Linked DNA regions of Homo sapiens: all the other regions are linked to region 2. A link is a loop called in an ENCODE intact Hi-C map of the cell type or tissue named here. Cell type or tissue: heart right ventricle. All regions are shown on one strand. Links, peaks and the distances in the headings refer to the core of each region. The heading gives the core; the rest is flanking DNA. Region 1 overlaps PRKCE (protein kinase C epsilon). Region 2 overlaps EPAS1 (endothelial PAS domain protein 1). Region 3 overlaps PRKCE (protein kinase C epsilon). Region 4 has its middle 67 kb from the start of EPAS1.

Region 1 (4,945 bases), core at 620-4,619, 300 kb before region 2:
TAACTATTTCAGTTTAGGGATGCATTTTCAGCCCCCCAAAGCTGAAGTTAAGCAAATGTATGATTGAGGTAGCAAGTTCATGTCTAATCTCCATACGTCAGGTCAGACAGCCCTTCCTCCTGGGCACTGCCCGGGCAGCCCAAGAACCTGCACAAGAGAGAAGACCCTGCCCATGGTTTTACAATACCTTCGTGATGACACCGGAGGCAGGCAAAGCAGTGAGGGTTAAGTGAGTTGTCTGGGAGCTCTCCTGCTCCTGGGCACCACACACACTCATCAACACGGAGCTGTCATCCAGAAGGAGAGGGGAAAGACCAGAGAAGGAAAACAGTACCCAATCTTGTTAGCTCCCAAAGCAGTCCTTCCCTCCAGGACCACTGAGTTCCAGTGGGAAAAGGGTCCCGGAAGAGTTCTGTGTGATTATAAGACACCCCTCCTCCCCTTCCCGTTGCTGTATGCACCTGTGCGTCCATCCCACTCACCCAAAGAAATTGTCTAGTTCTGTCAATCTTATAGTCAGATTTTTTTCTCTCTCCTTTTTTTTTTTTTTGTTTTTTTGTTTTTTGTTTTTGAGACAGAGTCTCACTGTGTCACCCAGGCTGTAGTGCAGTGGCACGATATCAGCTCATTGCAACCTCTGCCTCCTAGGTTCAAGTGATTCTCCTGCCTCAGCCTCCTGAGTAGCTGGGACCGCAGGCGCACGCCACCACACCTGGCTCATTTTTGTAATTTTAGTAGAGACAGGGTTTTGTCATGTTGGCTAGGCTGGTCTTGAACTCCCGACCTCAAGTGATTCGCCCACCTCCACCTCCCAAAGTGCTGGGATTACAGGAGTGAGCAACTGCGTCCGGCCAGATTTTTTGTCTTTAATGATTTTCTTTTCTTCTTTTTTTTCCTTTTTTTTTTTTTTTTTTTTTTGAGACAGGGTCTTACTCCTATTACCCAGGCTGGAATGCAGTGGCATGATCAGGGCTCGCTGCAGCCTCAAATGCCCAGGCTCAGGTGATTCACCCACCTCAGCCCCCTGAGTAGCTGGGACTACAGGTGTGCCCCACCATGCCCAGCTAATTTTTGTATTCTTTATAGAGATGGGGTTTTACCATGTTGCTCAGGCTGGTCTCAAAACTCCTGGGCTCGAGCAATCTGCCTGCCTCAGCCTCCCAAAGGGTTGGGGTTACAGGCGTGAGCCATGGTGCCTGGCCTTTAACAATTTTTTATTCTTTTTTTTCCCCCCTATAATTTAGTTATCGTTGTTTTCTCTGGGTGAGAGAAGAACCATTTCTCTCAAGTCCGTTGTTACTGTGCTGGGGCCAATGACCTAGAGCAGTCATTTCTGGCTATTTTAGTAATAGAATCCTTCCTTAATATGAATCCTGCAGAGAAGCTCAATATATAAACTTATGAAAGAGGAATCCTCCCTTTACTGAAGTGAGCTGGGGGCCAACCCCCAAGCCACCTCCTTGGTATCTGTAAGGATTCCCGGAGTAGCATTTTAAATCCCCTAGTTCCTGGGAGAAATCAGGACTGGAAATCAAAGTACCCTGGAGATGAGCACGGTGTTTGCTTTCCTGAAGACCCATTCAGCATCTCGCTGTCACTCATGCATACGTTAAGTATTTCTTTTCTTTTCTTTTCTTTTCTTTTCTTTTTCTTTTTTTTTTTTTTTTTTGCAACAGTCTCGTTCTGTCGCCCAGGAGGAGTGCAGTGGCACAATCTCGGCTCACTACAACCTCCGCCTCCCGGGTTCGGGTTCAAGAGATCCTAGTGTGTCAGCCTCCCAAGTAGCTGGGATTACAGGCAAGTGCCACCACGCCCGGCTAATTTTGTACTTTTAGTAGAGACAGGGTTTCGCCATGTTGGTCAGGCTGGTCTCAAACTCCTAACCTTAGGTGATCCACCTGCTTCAGCCTCCCAAAGTGCTGGGATTACAGGCGTGAGCCACCACACCCAGCCTCATGCATACATTAAGTATTTCTTGCCCTCCTGCTGGATATAAAGCCCTGTGTCAGATGCTGGGGGCATGGGAATGAATACGATAGACATGTCCCCTACTCTTTTGTTGAGGATAGGGTTTTAGCCTTTCAGAAACAAAATCTGGCCCGGTGCATGAGGTCGTTTGTGTGTTCTGGTGACAGGTCATCCCTGTGGGTGCTCCCTGGGCAGATATGTCCTACTCAAATTAGTCAGACTCTCTTTCAAAGTGTGCCCCTTAGGAAGCCATGAGAAGCCCAGTGTGCCAAGAACACTCTTTTGTGATTCTAAAACCATCCCCGGGGATTAGGACTAGACACAAACTATGAAGACTAATAGGTAAATAGGAGAGTTCGACAGAGTGATACCTAAGGGGCTCTTTGCAATGCAGTAACAATCTGCTTTCTGTGTTTATGCATTGACCAACCCTCCCCCACTTCACCCCCAATATTCTTTTAAGTAGGAGTTGAAGGGTATAAAAGCTCAGCCTTTTTTTTTTTTTTTTTTTTTTTTTGAGATGGTCTCGCTCAGTGGCCCAGGCTGGAGTGCAGTGGCACCATCTCAGCTCACTGCAACCTCCGCCTCCGGGGTTCAAGCGATTCTCCTGCCTCAGCCTCCTGAGTAGTTACAGTGGAGACGTTGTTTCGCTATGTTGGCCAGGCTGGTCTCAAACTCCTGGGCTCAAGTGATCCTCCCACCTCAGCTTCCCAAAATGCTGGGATTACAGGCATGGGCCACTGCGCCCGGCCTCAGCTTATTAATGTAGGTTTTCCTACACTTAAATCAATTACATACAAATCTTCCAGTTTTCTCATTTTAAGTGCATTCTTAGAAATCACGAAAGAAAGCAGAGTGGGCAAGCTGATCATTTTATTCTCCATCTGCAGTCAACTTGCTAAGTAGCTTGCAGTTAACAGCTTTTGCCACGAGAGGGCGATGATTGTTGGAAAGGCAGAGCTGAGTGGGCCAAGGTTGGACCCTGGGGATGTTGATGAAATAGCAACTGGTTATTATGTTCCGTTGATCCAGGGCCAGAAAGAGGAGACAAAGGACCTAAAATGCTTTAGGCTTAGATAGCTAGGTGATATTCTAGGAGGAGAAAATTTGGAACTGCTTCAGTTTCCAGCATTGTGTTATACTTTTATGTGTAAGAGCCTGAAGTTGAACAGAAAAAAAAAAAAAAAGTCGGGGCGGAGCTGTCTTTTCTTTTAAAAATAGACGCATGGAAGCATGTGTTTGTTTGTTCCTACTTGGTGTTTTTGTTTTATTTATAAAATGAAAACAGCTGAAATAATTTCTGGATTGTTCTGAACTTTTGAGCACAGACTCCCAGATGGTTTCTGTGGTCTGGGCCCTCAAAAACCCACCTGATGGGGGATGGCGCCCATCTTTGGAAAAAGCTATTTGAGGCTCTGTGAAGCAGCTCGAGTTTGTTTGTTTTCCCTTGTATTTGAAAATGGAAGTCAAGCATGCTCCCAGGGCAGAGAATTCCGCAACTGTGACCATCTTGCAAGGGGCAGGAAAAGATTTACAGTGTTTTGCTAGACCAATCGCCACTTCCTTCTGGGGTAAAAATCCTTACCAGCAACTCCTTACCAGCGACTCCTCTTCTGGCTAAATTGGAGTAGCATTTTCCTATCAAAGTCATTTAAGATACAGATTATTCAATAACCTGAGAGAAGGGTGGAGTATTCATTTCTAATGACTTCACAGAATTCCAGTCCTCTCTGAGCCCGAAGAGTTGTTGACTATCATCAGGTGTTAGGCCTCACATCTTTCATTTGCTAACAGTATTTTACTGTCTATGAAAATGGTTAACTGGTCGGGCACAGTGGCTCACACCTGTAATCCCAGCACTTTGGGAGGCCGAGGTGGGCGGATCACTTGAGGTCAGGAGTTCAAGACCAGCCTGGCCAACATGGTGAAACCCTGTATCTACTAAAAATACAAAAATTAGCCAGGCATGGTGACACGTGCCTGTAATCCCAGCTACTCAGGAGGCTGAGGCAGGAGAATCGCTTGAACCTGGGAGGTGGAGGTTGAAGTGAGCCAAGATCATACCACTGCATTCCACCTGGGTGACAGAGTGAGACTCTGTCTCAAAAAAAAAAAAAAAAAAAAAAGAAAAAGAAAATTGTTAACTGCCCTTAAAAATATAGTCGTTCTCCTTCGACACTCAAAAGTTCTCTATTTGCAAATGAAGTTCATATGAATTTGTTAATGATTCACTTCTCAGTAATTGGCAATCCCAAATTAATCAGATTTCCTTGCACTAATGGTTTCTTTAATAAATGATATTAGATGGTAATAGAAAGGACAGTCTTGGCAATAACTGCTTAAATCATAGCATGAGGGATTTAGATTTTCATCAGCAGCTTGCACCAGAAGCAGAGTCTGACTGAATATTATCTCCTTTGTAGATTAGATAGAAGAAGAATTAGGGAGATACAAAGAAGCATTTTCTAAGCATAGTTAGACTCTGATTTTGGTGACAGTACGAACTAGGGAAGTTGGAAAATGCCTCATTGGCCTAAAACTGGTAACATATAATAAACTAGGACTGGAGGCAAAATTACAGAAGTTTTTTTGGTAATTCTCTTGGGCTCTTTCTGGGGGATTCTTAGTCTTATAGAATTTTGCTACTTGATGCTCATCCATGGCCTGTGGAATGTATCGTCCTTTCATGTGGGTGTGGGGAGAAAAGGACTGGGGCAGTGGGAAAGGGGAGGCCCCATTGTTGCCAACACCAAGCCCAAGCTTTCTGTAGATGTGGCTCCCCATTTTCAACTAGAAGAAGAGAAATTTTTCATGTTCTAGCTTGAGAAGCCATGCTCTTAAGTTATTTGACCCTGTACATCCTCGACCCTTCAAAATATTTAAATTATTCCACACTTCAGCGCTGGCATCACAGATTATACGATAATAATTTACCAAGCTTCTTTTCTGCAAACAGGTAAAGGAGGAGGAGACATGG
Region 2 (4,945 bases), core at 526-4,525:
CCCCTTCTTAGAGTTGGCCACCACTTGTGGCACAATTTCAGAACTTTTGTAAAAGTATCCTTGAGTCATTCCTGTCCTTCAGTTCTGACCACAGTAGGGCCAGGATTCACAGCCTTTGGAGCTAGTGGGTAGTTATATAAGTAGAAAGAAATGCTCTAACCTCATAGGGAGAAAATGTCATGCATGAAGCCTTCCGTCCTGGAACTTCGACACAGTCACCATTTATTGTAATTGTTAGTGGTGGTGGTGGTGGTGGTGGTAGTGGTGGTGGTGGTGGTGGTGGTGGTGGTGGTGGTGGTGGTGATAATGATGGTGGTTCAAGAAGAAGATTGCACTTTTAGTGACAGGCACTGCAGGAATCCATGTTATAGGTAAGGTTATTTATCAGATGCAGTCTTTGTATTCAGGTGAACATTCTGGGCAGAAGACACAGCTTTGTGTACCTCAGTAGTCTTGTGAGATAACATGGACAATCCCACTGCATAGCCCCTGTGTCACTGGCTTTGAGGTGAAGTGGCTCAAGCCGACGTAGCCATATAGCCTGGGAGCATATATAGTGCTGGGGATGATGAAAGTCAGATACGTGCTTCACCCTGGTGAATGAAGCACATCCGTAACATAACTCCATAAGCACTGGGAAAACCCTACTGTCCTAGAAAATAACTTGGCATCCCTACATAATAGAAAAGAGATTTTTTTTAAGCTTAAGATTTTGATCCTTGTTACAGTGAGAAGAAATCCTCTGGAAGGGGTAATTCAGCCTTATCCTTTATTCATTATCTTGGTTTAAATGAGTTTCAGGTAATTTTCTGAAGGTACTAACCTTTGGACAAAAGAAGAGGGGGAGAAACACAAGGAATTGGATGTCTAAATGTGGCTGGAGAGGAAATGTACATAGAAAGGGGAAAGATGCTGTGCTGACTTCTTAGTTTGGCTCAGGGCTGGTAGCCAGAGTAGCTTCTGGCTTAAAGGAAGTATCAAGCCTCGTGATTTAGGGCTTTGTGACTCATAATGTAGAGGGTGATATTGCTTATAAGTTCTGCGAGACACACTGCATTTTCAGCAAAATCTTGCCTTTCAAGAAACCTAATTACATGGCCCCAAGTCTGAATTCAGTGGTGCTGGAGAGCTGCATGTAGAAGCATTTAAAGACATAGAATGCTGTGTCACACAGAAGTTGTGTTTAACCGATTAGCAGATTAGTTAACAAGGGCACAGACATGGCTTAGACAGTTGATGAAGTGACTATTTTAAGTCCTTAATCCCTAAGTGTTATATCTTAATTGCTTTGATGAGGCCTGAGATATTTTTGGTTTTGGTAGCTTGTTTTGTTTTCACTCTTTGTGGTGGGATGGGGAGAAGCATATGCACATGCACACATATATACACTCTCCGCCTCAATTCCCCTTTAGAGACAAATCCTGCAAAAACCAATGCCTGTCCAAGATACCTAATGGGGTGAGGGGTTCTCCATTTTAATCAGGAAATTCACTAGGTTTAATGACATCTGAGACACACAAGGTGCTGTGATTCCCACAAAGGGGATTGTTTTCCTACAAGAAAAGTTAGAATCTGAAGAAAATGTATGGCAGTTAGAATCCACAAAATCAATTTTGAAGCAGTTTGGTACTTGTCTTATATATACTGAGACCACAGACACAATCAAGCAAAAAAAGAAAAAGGGTCATGGAGAAAAAGATGAAAACCGACAGGAAAGAAGGGAGAGAAAAGACAACTCTAATTTTACATTGAACTCTCAGGTCAAATCAGTTGAATCTGAAACAACCTATTCTGAAACATCTGAAATAGAATAAAGGAATACAGATGGTTCAAAATGCATTTGTCCTCCTGTTAATGAGGGATCAGAGTACCATATTAAGTCCTGCATTAATTGTTTTTAAAATAGTAAATACTTTTAAAAGTAAATTTCATAACAATTCATGTCGGTCACATTTATGTACCTATGGTCAACTGCTCTAGACAAGGGGAGCAAGTTGAGTAGCAGGGTAAAAGAAAAATATCCTGATTATTAATGGAATTAATGATCTCTTCTTCATTTACGACTCAAACATAGGCAATATACTCTGTTTCCCGAAATACTGAGCAACCAGTTACGAACTGTCATTTACTGTGCATCTGCTATGTAACTGTGTGCCAGAGACCATTACATCAAAGTAAAAGAGATGATTCCTGATCTTCAGGAGTTGAGAGTTTGAGACATAAGCCATTTAATGAAACCACAGTGAATGGTACAAAATACAACATTCCATTTACCCAAAAGGAAGACAAAAGTTGTTCCCAAGTAGTTTAACTTTAAAATAGGGTGGTTCTTAAATTCATGTGGAGGTGCCATCTAGTGGTGAAAGAGGTAACTGTGAAGGAAGCCAAGCCGTCAGGGAGATAGAGGCCAGGCCTTTCTAATTATCATATAATCCCACTGCGATTTTGTCAGTTGTAGGAGTCTTCCTGTATCTTAGAAATAAATTATAAAACCAAATTATGTGGATAGGAGCAGTATCACCAGGGGAAGAGGTTTCAAAATTACAGTAAAAATTTCAAATCAACAAAGAGGGTCATACAATTTTTACAGGTAAAGAACTTTAGGGCAACCCTGTTTTGTCATTGCATTTAGGGAACATAGGACATATTAATATCAGGAGTTACAGTTGAATAAAGATGCCTACATTCCAAGTTCTGTGGATAAATTTATGGTGAATTGTTTTTCTACAAAGAAGTTGAGAATAAGTAAAAATGGTGAAAGTGAGGGAAACGTTGAGGATCCTAAAGATAATGTCAGTAAGGAGAACTATAAAGAGCCATAAGTGGTAAAACACACACACAACCTTCCTATGTATACTCTTACCCCTACAGGTACCCTGTAACACTCCACAGACAGGATAGAAATGGATTTCCCGTTAATTACAGAGCTGGTTGTATAGATTTCATATAACCATGTAGTATTTGAGGAAAACACAAGGCTTAAGTACTGTTTAAAGCAAACAAAATCTAGATGAAAATATATTAAAACCAACCGAAGGCACTGAAATCTGAGTTAGTGAACAGCGTACATATTAGTAAGGAAACGCAGTGTCAAAGCTTATAAGCACATATAGAAACCAAAATGAGATAAATCACGGGGTGCTGAGGAGAGGCGATGGGCAGAGTGTGGAAGGAAAGCAAGCCGACTTGAAGTATTTATTAGCAGATACATTCTTTGGAAAACAAATAGGTGGTTACAAAGTACTTAAAACTTTCATCCTCTTAAACAGTTTAAATACTCTCTCACCATCTTGCTTACATGATTAATTTACCTAGCAAATCCTTTACTCGTGTAGGGAACAGGGGTAAAAACTGCAGCCAGATCTTGCGTGACTCCAGGCGGTGGCATCTGAAGTCAGGCACCGTGGCGCTGCACCGCACGTGGACGGGTGCTGGCGATTACATGCGGGGAAGAAGAGCGAGCCTTCTCAGGCCTGTGGGTGGATTTCTTTCTGCCACTTGAGGTGGCAGCACTCACGCTGTAGCCAAGAGAATAATTTTTTTGCGAGCACTCTGCTGTAGGTGGTGTATTTTGAATAGAGCTTCTAAACAGTTTTGAGAGTAAAGAGCAATGAATCATTCATTTTACATTTTGAAGGCACATCTCACTCTGAAGTCCAGTGCTCAGAGAGCTGACCCACGTATTTACTTGGGGTAACACCAACTTCAGAATTTAACAACCCCCTTTAAAGCTGTATTTTCTATTTCCTTTCATCCTTCCTCTGCCTCCTTGTGGCTGACTATCTATCTGCATCTCTCTCCTCACTGCATCCTTGGTCTGCTGTTTTTTGACTTTATTATTAAAAAGTATCCTCTGTTCTTATGTTTGAAATCTGGTGAATTAAGTCCTTGTACATTTCTCTCTTCTCTTAGAACAGCCCTACTGAGTTGACTTTGAAATTTACGGGTGACCTCAAACTGATTTTCTTTTTCCCAGTGAGTCAGGGGTCCTTAATTAGAAAGAAAGAAAAAAAAATAGTTCCCTGGCCCCTGATGGAGAGAGCAGATGAACTTGTGTTATCACAGCCCAGCTCGGAAGGCTTGTCTGGAGCCTGGGGGAAATGAGCGGGGAAGGCCCTTGTGTGCCGTAGGAGCGACCTTATAAACAAGCTCGGTTCATTAACCTCCCCACTGGCGTCTACGTGCCTGCACGTGGGGGCGAATGACCATGAGCTTTAAGTTGGGGTTTCCTGGCTTTGTGAAGTTTGACAACTCAAATGTTCTTCAATTGTGTTTGGGATGTGGTGTATTTCCCAGTTTTTATAGTAGTCTGTTTAAAGGAATGAAGAAAGACATTAAATATTTATTTTAGTTGACAAGATAAATGAAAGCTGCTACTGGGAAGATATCTGGCAGTTCTGAAATCTAGGTTTGTTTTTCCACTTCCAAAACATGCCCATTGTATGCCTTTGAATGGATGATACATTAATTAGATAAACATTTTATTATGAGGCAGATTATAATAAACATCTACTTTGAACATTTTAATTTAAAGATTCTAATCTCGAAAGGAAATTTAATTCCTTCAGAGAGTAGAAAGACATCTTTCCTAGAATGCCAGTAGGCTCATTTTGGAGGGTCTCTAGAAAATTCTAGACCTGCCCAGGAACAGAAGCAGTTTATCTGGCAAGTCAGTGAGCCTGCAGATGGCCAGACCATTGTTAGCAGGGCTTACTCATGCAGTTCTAGTTCCCAGGCTAAGCTTGAAAGTCATCCGACCCAGCAGCGAAGCCATTTGATCGTAGGACCAGCACTGTTCTGTCTCCTTGTTCCCCCCAGTCTCCACCTTTGCCAAGGTGTACTTGGGCGCCAGCCCCAGGGTCAGGTTGCCAGATAATGTATCCATTGCTAATGAGTTCAGAGACCTCTCTGCTCAGGGCCAAGCGACGGGACAGATCCTTCTGCT
Region 3 (4,945 bases), core at 428-4,427, 350 kb before region 2:
CTGGCCCATCCCACCTGGTTCCCAGCCGTCTCACCTGCCCCTATCTCACCCTGATACCACTCTGGTGGGAAGGTAACTGGGGTTTACTTAAATGGCAAAAGCTGAAGCAATTACATTCTTTAGAGACTGACTAAATAAAAAGAGGTCCTCTGGTTAGGCATAACTCTGGGACCTGAACAGGATGTGGTCTAATTTTGAGCAAGACTCCGAGATTCTAGGTTTTCATATAGTGTAGGCAGAATGGGAACTTAGATGACTTTGGAGCATTTAGGTTATCTCTTAGGAAAAATCACAGCCAAAGTTTGAGCCAGTTTTAAAGAGTCTGTAAAATACGCGGGCGACAAAAAGTCTTCAGGTTAACATCATGAATTCCCTCATTAAGTTTCTGATGGCTGCTTTTTAGCTTTGATGACTTACATTGGAATACTGTACTTAGGAGTTACTTATTTAAGAAGAGAAAGGCTTGTGACGTTTGTAGGTAAATGAGTGCAAAAATATCAAATGATAGGAACACTTTAAGAACATAGAACTGTTAATTAGCTCTCTTGAAAAGGAATCACGTTTCCAGCTTCAGAGTTATAAAAGAAACCATAAAGGCAAACAAGGACAGATTCAACTACATAAAGATACATGATTCTTTTCAATAGAATAAAATAACAGAAAATTATAAAACAGGCTTAGAAAACCTTTTACAGAAAGTAAAGGGTTAGTATCTTTATATATCACATGTGTATAAATTTGTAAGAAATTAATATGATAGCAGCATAATTAGACAAAGGAGACGTGAATAATTTACACGAAAAGAAATACAGTCAGAAAACAGTTAATTTTAAAGTTTCATTTTAAGTAAAAATAGCATCAAGGTAACATTTCACACCTATTAAGTGAGCAAAAATACTTTTTAAGTGAAACTACTCAGTATTGGTAAGTCACCATGAAACTCCAACACTTCTACATTGCTAGTGGCACATTGTATCACACATCCTTTCTGAAAATAGGAAATGTGCAAAATGCTTCACCCTTTAATCTACTTATGAGGGTTTCCATCTTACAAATGTAATCCAAGAGAAATTGTTTTAATTGTGTACAAAAATACTCAATGCAACTTATATAATACTTAATGATTAGATATAACTGAAGTGCCTAATTTGAGGGAAATGGTTAAATAAATTATATTTACTTGAATTGAGTATAAGCAACCGTGATAATAATGGAGACCATATGGAGAATGTCTGTAAGATAATGTTCAGTTAAAAATAGTTACATTATTTTACTGTACTGTAACTGTAAAAATAGTTGGTGTACTGTAATTGTAAGTATGACAAACACATATAAACATATGAATAACCATTCAACAGATGTGCATTGAACTTCTCTTTTCTATGCCTGGGCATTGTGCCAGAGATCAAAAATAAATAAATTGTAGTAACTATTAGAATGTAGTAACTGTAGAACGGTAGTAATTGTAGAATAGGAAGTTTTCTTAAACATTATGTATACATCTTGAGAGGGGGTCTTGCTATGTTGCCCATGCTGATCTGTAACTCCTGGGCTCAAATGATCCTTCTACCTCAGCCTCCCAAGTATCTTGGGTGCATGCCACCACACCAGGCTTGTTATAATATTTAAAATTAAAGAAAAAACAGAATTCGTTTTTGAAGTATTTGGTATTAGCTTACACTTCTTCTTTTTATTCCATACATGCATAGATTGATGGAGGCAATTGATTGATTGCAGGTCATGTTGGCAGAACTCAAGGGCAAAGATGAAGTATATGCTGTGAAGGTCTTAAAGAAGGACGTCATCCTTCAGGATGATGACGTGGACTGCACAATGACAGAGAAGAGGATTTTGGCTCTGGCACGGAAACACCCGTACCTTACCCAACTCTACTGCTGCTTCCAGACCAAGGTATGTTAGGAAGAAGCTGGCTGGCTGCCATGTTGGGGCATCTTGACTATCAGATAAAATACCAATTTTAGACCCTCTACATTGTTCTCTCAAAGACTTTGTAAAGTGGGATGGGTTTTACCCTTGAAAAGATCAGGATGTATTTGAACAGCATCTTCTTTTTTAGGGCACAGGATTTTCCATTCAAGGTTGTGCTTGTGAAGGGATGAGAGAGCTGTAGAATTCTTTGCAGCCAGAGTTGGACAAAGCCAAATGGCTAAACTCACTGTTTGCTCATTGGAAAAACCAACAAGTGTGGTTAGTCCTTGCTCTGCTCCTAACTTTCTATCACTAATCAAATCACTTAACTTCTAAGTTATTTTCATGTCATATGAAAAAGAGTAAAGGCCACCTTAATCTCTTCTAATCTGTGTAATGTCATCTGAAATAAAGGATGTGAACAAATGCTTAAAATTTCATAGTGAAACACAAATATAAGGCAGCATTTTTAATTTACCGCATAGGTGTCTGGGAACCAGAAGGTGGCAGTAAAGAAACAAAGATAATCCATAACTCCATGGTAGAGTCTGACTCGAGTATTATTAACTAATTTGTTACCTGTTTTTAGTAAAGAAACAGCAATGTTCTTCATGAAGCTCTAATTTTGTTATCCTTTTTGAGGGGTTGGGAGGAGTTAAAGTCTTTTAGGATCATTATGGATGTTTGTAGTATTTTGCTTCTTGAGAAGGCAAAGACAGACATCACCTGAAACTCCTAGCTGTGGCTTATGTGGAACCCAGACCCTGAGGGTGACATCATGGAGAGGTGATACCTTGCTTCTGGGTGTATTCTCATCTCCATGTCATTTTGAATGCCAGTTTTTCCACTTAAAATTCAATAGTTATTCATTGAGTCATTTGGCAAACTTTTCTTTTATTATATTTCATTATATCCTTCCCGTGTATCTGATGCCATGCCAGGTGCTGGAGATACAGTGGTGAACTAGACTAGTCCCTGACCTCATGGAGTTTACATTATCTTTGGTACACCGTTTCCCAGAGAGGATTTCTCAGAACCCCAATCACTTGAGCAGCTGTAAGAAGAAAGGACTCTGTGACCCATAGTTGGAGTCACTGCAAACGTAACCTCTCTTAGTCTCAACACACGTATGTTTATTAGCATCCTTGAGGAGACCTGCAATGAAAACAAAATTACCTTTGTTTAATCTACTTTTCCGAACTTATTTGATCCCAGGGTCCCCCATCTCTCTCTTACACACACATACACATGCACCCACACACACACAATGCCCATTCCATACTGAGGAACCCTGATCCAGTGGAATTTTTCCTATCCTTCTGATCTCTCAGGAGAATAAGAAATATCGTCTGAAAATCTGGAAATCATTCTGCTTATCTTTCAAGATGGACACATATTTCTTTGTCTACGAAACTTTCCTCAGAGACCACTATTTAATAGGAATCTATCCCTTTTTCTGCACAAGTATAAGAATTACTAACTCTTCTCATTTTTCATGTGTGTTGTGTAATGCCTAATATTTATGGGTTTGTGTGTGTACAGAATCCTGAATAATAGAGACTCAGTGATGGAGTTAACTTTCTTCTTTTTTCCACTAGAGCATAATTTTAGATTCATGAGAAATGTATCATATTTTGTATTTTCCATGGTGCCTATCACAGGGCCTCACACTTGACAGGTACCCACGGACAGAATCAAAGACTTGGAAGATTTTTTCAAAGTCACCTTATCTTTCTTTATCTCTCTCTCTTTTCCTTTCTTTTCTTTTCCTTTTTTTTTTTCTTTTCTTTCCTTTTGGTACCAGTGAGAAAATTGGGTTTCAGAGAAGTAAAACTATTTTGCTCATAGGCACTCCATCTTGGCAGAGTCAGACCTGGCATCTCATCTAGTCTCAGGGACTCCCAAGGTAGTGGGGCCTTGCTCTGATTCACATTGCTAGTTTCTTGTGCCTGATCCAGCACAGGGTCCCTTCTGTTGGAGGAACCCTCCCACTTCCCCCTGTCCCCAGCAGGTAGCCCTCCCTCTCACTATCTGAGGTGGCTTTCCAGGCAGGGAGCCACTCTGGCAAGTTTTCTTTACACCATTATCAAGAAGCCCAACATCCTAGGAGGGGTCCAGTTTAGTTGTGAGGGCTCTATGGAGCCCCTGTACGTGGTGGATCATGGGAAGCCACGTTGAAGGTCAGCTTGGTGAATGAGTGAGGGAGTGGGAATGGATGTCTTCAATGTCAGCAGTGTTCTCCTTTGTGCGTTGTAGAATAACAAGGCTAAGGATTCCTCATCATATGGCAGCTTTTGGAGCACAAAATGGTGTTGAATAACACCAGGGATTTCTTTTATGGCAGAACAGTGATCAAGCTAACATGGATGTTGTCATGGATGGCTGTAGGGTGAGGATGGGCAGAGAAGGAGCTTCCTCTGTAGTTCAGATATTTACTATCTTTTCTCAGGCCACTGTCAGGCAGCCACAGTCACAGGAGCAGCTTTGCACCAACTCTCTCATGCCACCTCAGTTTCATAGAATACTTAGCTTTATGTAACAGATGCATATTCACTGAATTTTTCTAAACTGAATCATATTTTAACCTCATAGAAGGATCTTAACTTACTTATGAAAGGAACCTGATGAAGAATCAGCTTATAAACCTTCAACTTAACTTTTTAAAAATGTGACTTTCCCTATGACAAACCAACAGTTTATCATAGTTTTAAAGAGTAGCTATTATTCACCTGACTCTGAGGTAGATGCTGGGGTTATTAACCAAAGGAAGACAGTTCTCACGTGGAAGGATTCACTGATAATAGATTGGGAGGTTATTCTAAATTCCACAAGCTAAGAGGGAGTAGCAAACAGCATTGAATAGTTATGTTCTAGATGGGAGTATTCAAACCAAGAAGACTCAGGGGAGGGGGTCTTCCCTACGATCTAGTGGAAGAAGTGCGATCAAGCCAGGCTTTGAAAGGTAGAGAGGATTTGGACAGGATTTGGGAATAGCAGCTGGGTTTGGTAGCCACAG
Region 4 (4,945 bases), core at 432-4,431, 130 kb before region 2:
TGCCTTTCTGGACCAAGCAGGGACTGGTGAGGCAGAATTGAATATGATGCAGTCCCCGTTCTCAAAGAACTCACAGTTTGATAGGAGAGGCAATTACAGTAAAACGTGAGAAATACAATATAATGGTTATAGACAAAGACTGGTGGGACTCACAGGAGTCAAAATGTCTGACTAGAGAAGGCATCACTGACAAGTGACACCTGGATCGAGTCTTCAAGAACATGTGAGAATTTACCAGGCAGAGAATTGATTGATTGCTGGGTGGAACCCAGGCAGTGCCCCAACTGTGGAGCAATTTCTCACCCCTCTTTCTTTATCAAGTCTTACCTCTGCTGTGAGATAGCAGACCATCAGAAACTTGCTCTCAGCTACCTATCCTATTGGAAAATGTTTGAAAAAGATGTTAATGACAGGTTAGGTGTGTGCTTCCCTCCAGAATAGATGCATTTGGGTCCAGAGGGTGAGATGGTTCTCTATACACAGAAATACCAATAATTTTAGCTAAATAGATTTACTTTTAGGGAAAGTACCTAAGTAATTTTTTTTGAACCTCACTCTTTTACTCAAGTTAGAGTGCAGTGCTATGATCACAGCTCACTGCAGCCTTGACCTCCCGGGCTCAGGCAATCCTTGCACCTCAGCCTCCAGAATAGGCGGAACTACAGGTGTGCCACCACACCTGGCTTTTTTTTTTTTTTTTAATAGAGACAGGGTCTCATCATGTTTCCCAGGCTGGTCTCAAACTCCTGGGCTCAAGTGATCCTCCTGCCTAGGCCTCCCAAAGTGCTGGGATTACAAGTGTTAGCCACCATGCCTGGCCAATACCTAAGTAATTTCTATGGCCACCAGCTGGTACCAGATCATTACAAACATTACTTTTCTTCATTATCACAACAACCTTGTTTTTTTCTTATTATAGGTGGCAGAACATAGGACGAGAATCACCACCCAGCCAGTTATACCAGAGCCAGGATTCAAACTCAAGCCATGATCTTGCATATCCATTGACAAACTGGTTCTCATAACCGCCCTGGGAAATGAGCAGGAAAGGAATGTTATCCCCACTTAAGATGGGGAATCCGGGCATGGAAAGCTCTGCTGGGGACTCCCCGCTGGGCTTCCTGACTCCTACCCTGACTGAGGTTGTTACCTTGCAATGGAGGCCAAAGTCCTGACAGGCAGTGGGAAAGATATTTTGGGGTAGGGCTGTCTCCCTGGTGCTTGTCAGATCTCATCTTGTGAAACAATTGGTTCAAGTTCACTGGGCCCGGGTGCGCAGCCTTCCCTGGCTGGAGCTGGGACCCTGCTGTTCTGAAAAGCTATATGGAAGGAGATTTCTTTCCTTCTCTGATTATCCTCACCACTAGGTGGGATGGAAGCTGTCTACCAGAGTCTGCTGCAGGTTAACCCTTCCCCTGCCCTCATTCAAGGACATGACAGGGATGTTCCAGGTAAATGTGCCCCCTTGGCTTGAGACAGCACTTGTGGTAATGGAATAGCTTCCTCTGCTATGGCCTGCTTGTGTTAGTTCACTGAGAATGGACTCCCTGTGGGTTCGTAGAGTGCAACAATTGAAGAGCTTGAATAATGGTTAACCAGGATGAAGTCACATCCGAATATGCGTCATCTCACCACCTCCTTTGCTGCAGTCCGAAAACCCCACTGAGTCTTTGTTCTTTTTCCATCCGTCTGTCTCTCTTGGTATCTGTCTCTCTCTTTCTCATCACCCCTTCAGGGTATTGATGCTTATTGATACTGGATTTTCTTTCTCACTCCAGTTTTTCCTGTCTCTATCCACCTGTCTTTCTCCCTCCAGCTCTCCCTCACTCTCTCTCCCTCCCCTTTTCCTCCCTTCTAGTTCCCCATTTTGCTGGTCTCATTGTAGACCTGCATTCATTTACGATTCATTATTCTTACTGAAGAGATCCTTTGATCTTGTCTGTTAAAAAGTAAGTGAGTTGCACTCTATACACCAAGAAAAAACAAAATCATCTTTATTTAACTTTTTTTCTGGCCATGGGCCTGTGGCTGGGGCAAAAATAGGTCTCCCTGTTTCTGGCACACACACCAGCCTCCCCAAGCTGCAAGCCAGCCCAGTGGGCAGACACAGCTGCGAGGCAGGAATACTGTTACCCAACTCAGGGTGGTGCCAGAGCTCCGAGTGCCCAGGCAGGCCTCCCCGCCAAGGCAGGGATCGCTCTGAGGCCAGAGGAGGCCCAGGGGACAGAGTCAAGGCTCCTGCTCACCTGGCCCTGGGGCTGTGGCTGGTGCTGGTTAGCCACTTCCTCCCCTTCCCCAGCAGGGCAGCAGGAGGGTTCCACTGGAGCCCAGCCCTGTCTCAGCTTGACCCCTATACCTGGTGACATCCCGCAGCCTGGGTCAAGCTGTCAGGTTAGCACGCAGCCCAGTTAAATGCACTGGGCTAACATCTGGACTTAGAGTTATGTAATGTTTTTACCTCATAATATTGTAACCTAGTAGAGGACATTTTATGGAGTCTTTAGAGGTGACCAAACTGAGGCTCATGGAGGTTGAGTTATCCAGTTAGTCAGGGATGAAGCTGGTGCTCAGGACTCTGGAATTCCTTGCCCAGATGTTCCCAAACCAGGTTGCATGGGCTGCTCCCCCAGGCCTGTTTCTTAGGGTAAGTGGTAACAAGCATCCCCATCATCTCCAGTTTGGAGAGCAGCCATGGGGCAGTAGTTTGCTGGGGGGAGGGTGGAGCTTGGACATGTAAGCTGGAGTGTCCCCTGGCATGAGTGTGAGGTCCTCTGCAGGACAGGATGTTGCTGGGGACAGGAAGTAAAGGCGGGTGGGATGGAGGCTGGGGGCTGGGGACCTGCTTTTCCTGAACCACCACATTCAGGCATGGAACTCCCAGGAACCGAATGTTCTGAATTTCAACCTGGCCTTCCAGGTCATAATGAATGTGTATTTGCAAAATTAGAAGGATAGAATGTACTTTACTTAATGATTGTTAACTCAATAATTTTGAAATATTAAGATGTGAATTGGGCTATCACTAGACTTAGGGGCTCTGAGCCTCACAGATATTAGAACTGGGCCTGTGAAGCACCTTTTCACCTGTTGATTGGCTATTTGGTTTCCTCTTATGTGACACACCCCACAGCTGCTGTCCCAATTCCCCTTCAGATCCTCTCCTCTGGGGCCCGGGAGCTCCTCCTGACCACTGTCCTAACCCCAGGCTGGCTCTGCTCTATCCCCTTCTCCATTCTGCTGCCAGAGACATTCCTAAACGGCTCAGAAATTTTCTAAGTATCCCACTAGCCATGAACTAGAACTCCAGCTCCCAGCCTGCCCTTCAAGGCGTTGGTTCCTTATGGAGCTAACTGTAAAGACCAAGTTGCTTTCTGCAGTGAGTTGGGGAGGCCAGGTGAGGATGCACAGGGAAGTCAACCGTGTGGCTAGACCTAGTCAACACTGTGGCTAGGCAAAGGCCAGGAAGCGCCACCAAGAAAGAGCAAGGAGAAGAGCAGGGTCAGGGCTTGTGGAGACTGGGGTACAGATGAGGGGCTCAGAGGTAGGGCCACCCTGTTACCTCCTCAGCTCTGTGCTCTACTCTCACAGAAGGACACACAGCCCTCTGCTGCTCTCTTTGCTTTTTTCCTTCTACTCTCAACACCAGCCAGCTACCTGTCTTTTTCTATGTCTCCACTTACAATCCCCCAGGGGAAGGATCTATTGATCCAATTAGTGCCAATATTCCTTTGGGCCGAATGTTCTTGCCTGGCCGCAAAGGAAAACAGAGGTACCCAGGCTGACCTAATCAACTGAGAGCTAGGAGGTGGGGTCACGTGGTTTCTGAAGCTGGTCTTCTTGTTCTGGGGTGAATGGGCAGGTGTTCCAAGACCTGGCCTACCCCGTTCATCAGCCAGGCTCCAAGGCACCGTCCCCAGAGGTCCAGCTGCTGAGCCCACACAGTCTTTGCTTATGCCATTCCTCTCACCAGGTACACTTAGCTTTCAAGCTCAGATAAGTGCTGCCCCTCCTTCCCTTTCCCTCCCAGGAAGCCTTCCCTAAACCCCTCCAGCTAGAATGAACCCCTCACTCTGGGCCCGTGTTGCTAGTGCTTATAACCTTTTGTTAGCACTGATTTCCTTCTTTCTGTTATTATTATTATTGAGATGTAATCTCCCTCTGTTGCCCAGGCTGGAGTGCAGTGGCTCGATCTCAGCTCACTGCAACCTCCACCTCCCAGGTTCAGGTAATTCTCCTGCTTCAGCCTCCCAAGTAGCTGGGATTACAGGTACCCACCACTACGCCTGACTAATCTTTGAATTTTTAGTAGAGATGGGGTTTCACCGTTTTGGTCGGGCTAGTCTTGAATTCCTGACCTCATGTGATCCACCCGCCTCAGCCTCCTGAAAGTGCTGGGATTACAGGCGTGAACCACTGCACAGGGCCCCTTCTTTCTGTTATTATTGTGAGTTGTTACTGATCTATCTCCTTAATTGGGCTGTAAACATCATGGAAGTGGAGACTATTTTATACATCTTTGTATAGAGAGTCCAAGTGCCTAATACAGAGCCCTGCATAATAGGCTTTCAGTTCAATATTTTGTTAGATAAATGAATAAATGATCTGGAAAAATCAGCACAACAGATGATCCCAAAATTAATTCTCTATTTTCTTAGATGCATCTTTTAAATGTTTTAAACACTAATAACGGATTTTTAAATGCTGGGGGCTCAAATACTGCCCCTCCACCCCCATTTCACCCTGCACCAGCTCCTCCTCAGTCAGGTCTAGGGTCCTGCCTCTGTCCCAGTGGCCACCTGGCTGTGGGGGCAGGGTGGGCCACCCAGGAACCTGTGTGGTCAGGGCTCTGCATGGAGGGTCTGCCAGGGCAGCCTGGGATGTGGCTGGGCTGCTGCTGTGGACTGGGTGGGGTGGGAGGCGTGGACAGCTCCAGCGTGCTCTCCCT

Evidence for each region. A loop is a pair of places that touch in the nucleus more often than their neighbours do. Peaks named below come from ENCODE experiments on the same cell type or tissue, not always from the same donor. Only the 100,000 strongest peaks of a DNase experiment are listed, where the experiment ranks them.
Region 1: it touches region 2 in a loop (4-fold over the local background); 87 of 110 quality-filtered maps call a loop at or near these places.
Region 3: a loop joins it to region 2, with 7 times the contacts of the local background. A loop is called at or near these places in 92 of 110 quality-filtered maps.
Region 4: it touches region 2 in a loop (14-fold over the local background); 28 of 110 quality-filtered maps call a loop at or near these places.

What each region holds. Positions count from the first base shown.
Region 1 is chr2:46,060,209-46,065,153 of GRCh38, forward strand. All of the region lies in intron 10 of PRKCE (protein kinase C epsilon), which reads left to right. Among named protein-coding and RNA genes, the nearest start is that of EPAS1, 230 kb to the right of the region's middle. In heart right ventricle, for the core only: CTCF peaks have their summits at 2,898 (motif pointing right) and 3,099; DNase peaks (open chromatin) are centred at 2,913 and 3,349; H3K4me3 peaks cover 507 bases; H3K27ac peaks cover 2,774 bases.
Region 2 is chr2:46,362,717-46,367,661 of GRCh38, forward strand. All of the region lies in intron 6 of EPAS1 (endothelial PAS domain protein 1), which reads left to right. Among named protein-coding and RNA genes, the nearest start is that of LINC01820, 29 kb to the right of the region's middle. In heart right ventricle, for the core only: CTCF peaks have their summits at 2,365 (motif pointing left), 2,569 and 3,789 (motif pointing left); no DNase peak of the experiment used is centred there; H3K27ac peaks cover 4,000 bases.
Region 3 is chr2:46,008,607-46,013,551 of GRCh38, forward strand. PRKCE (protein kinase C epsilon) reads left to right here. Exons shown (of 15, transcript NM_005400.3): 10 at 1,738-1,911. Among named protein-coding and RNA genes, the nearest start is that of EPAS1, 290 kb to the right of the region's middle. In heart right ventricle, for the core only: a CTCF peak has its summit at 2,438 (motif pointing right); no DNase peak of the experiment used is centred there; H3K27ac peaks cover 1,239 bases.
Region 4 is chr2:46,228,120-46,233,064 of GRCh38, forward strand. No RefSeq gene overlaps it. Among named protein-coding and RNA genes, the nearest start is that of EPAS1, 67 kb to the right of the region's middle. RefSeq lists enhancers at 781-1,765, 2,341-2,430. In heart right ventricle, for the core only: a CTCF peak has its summit at 2,139; DNase peaks (open chromatin) are centred at 2,198 and 2,772; H3K27ac peaks cover 2,686 bases.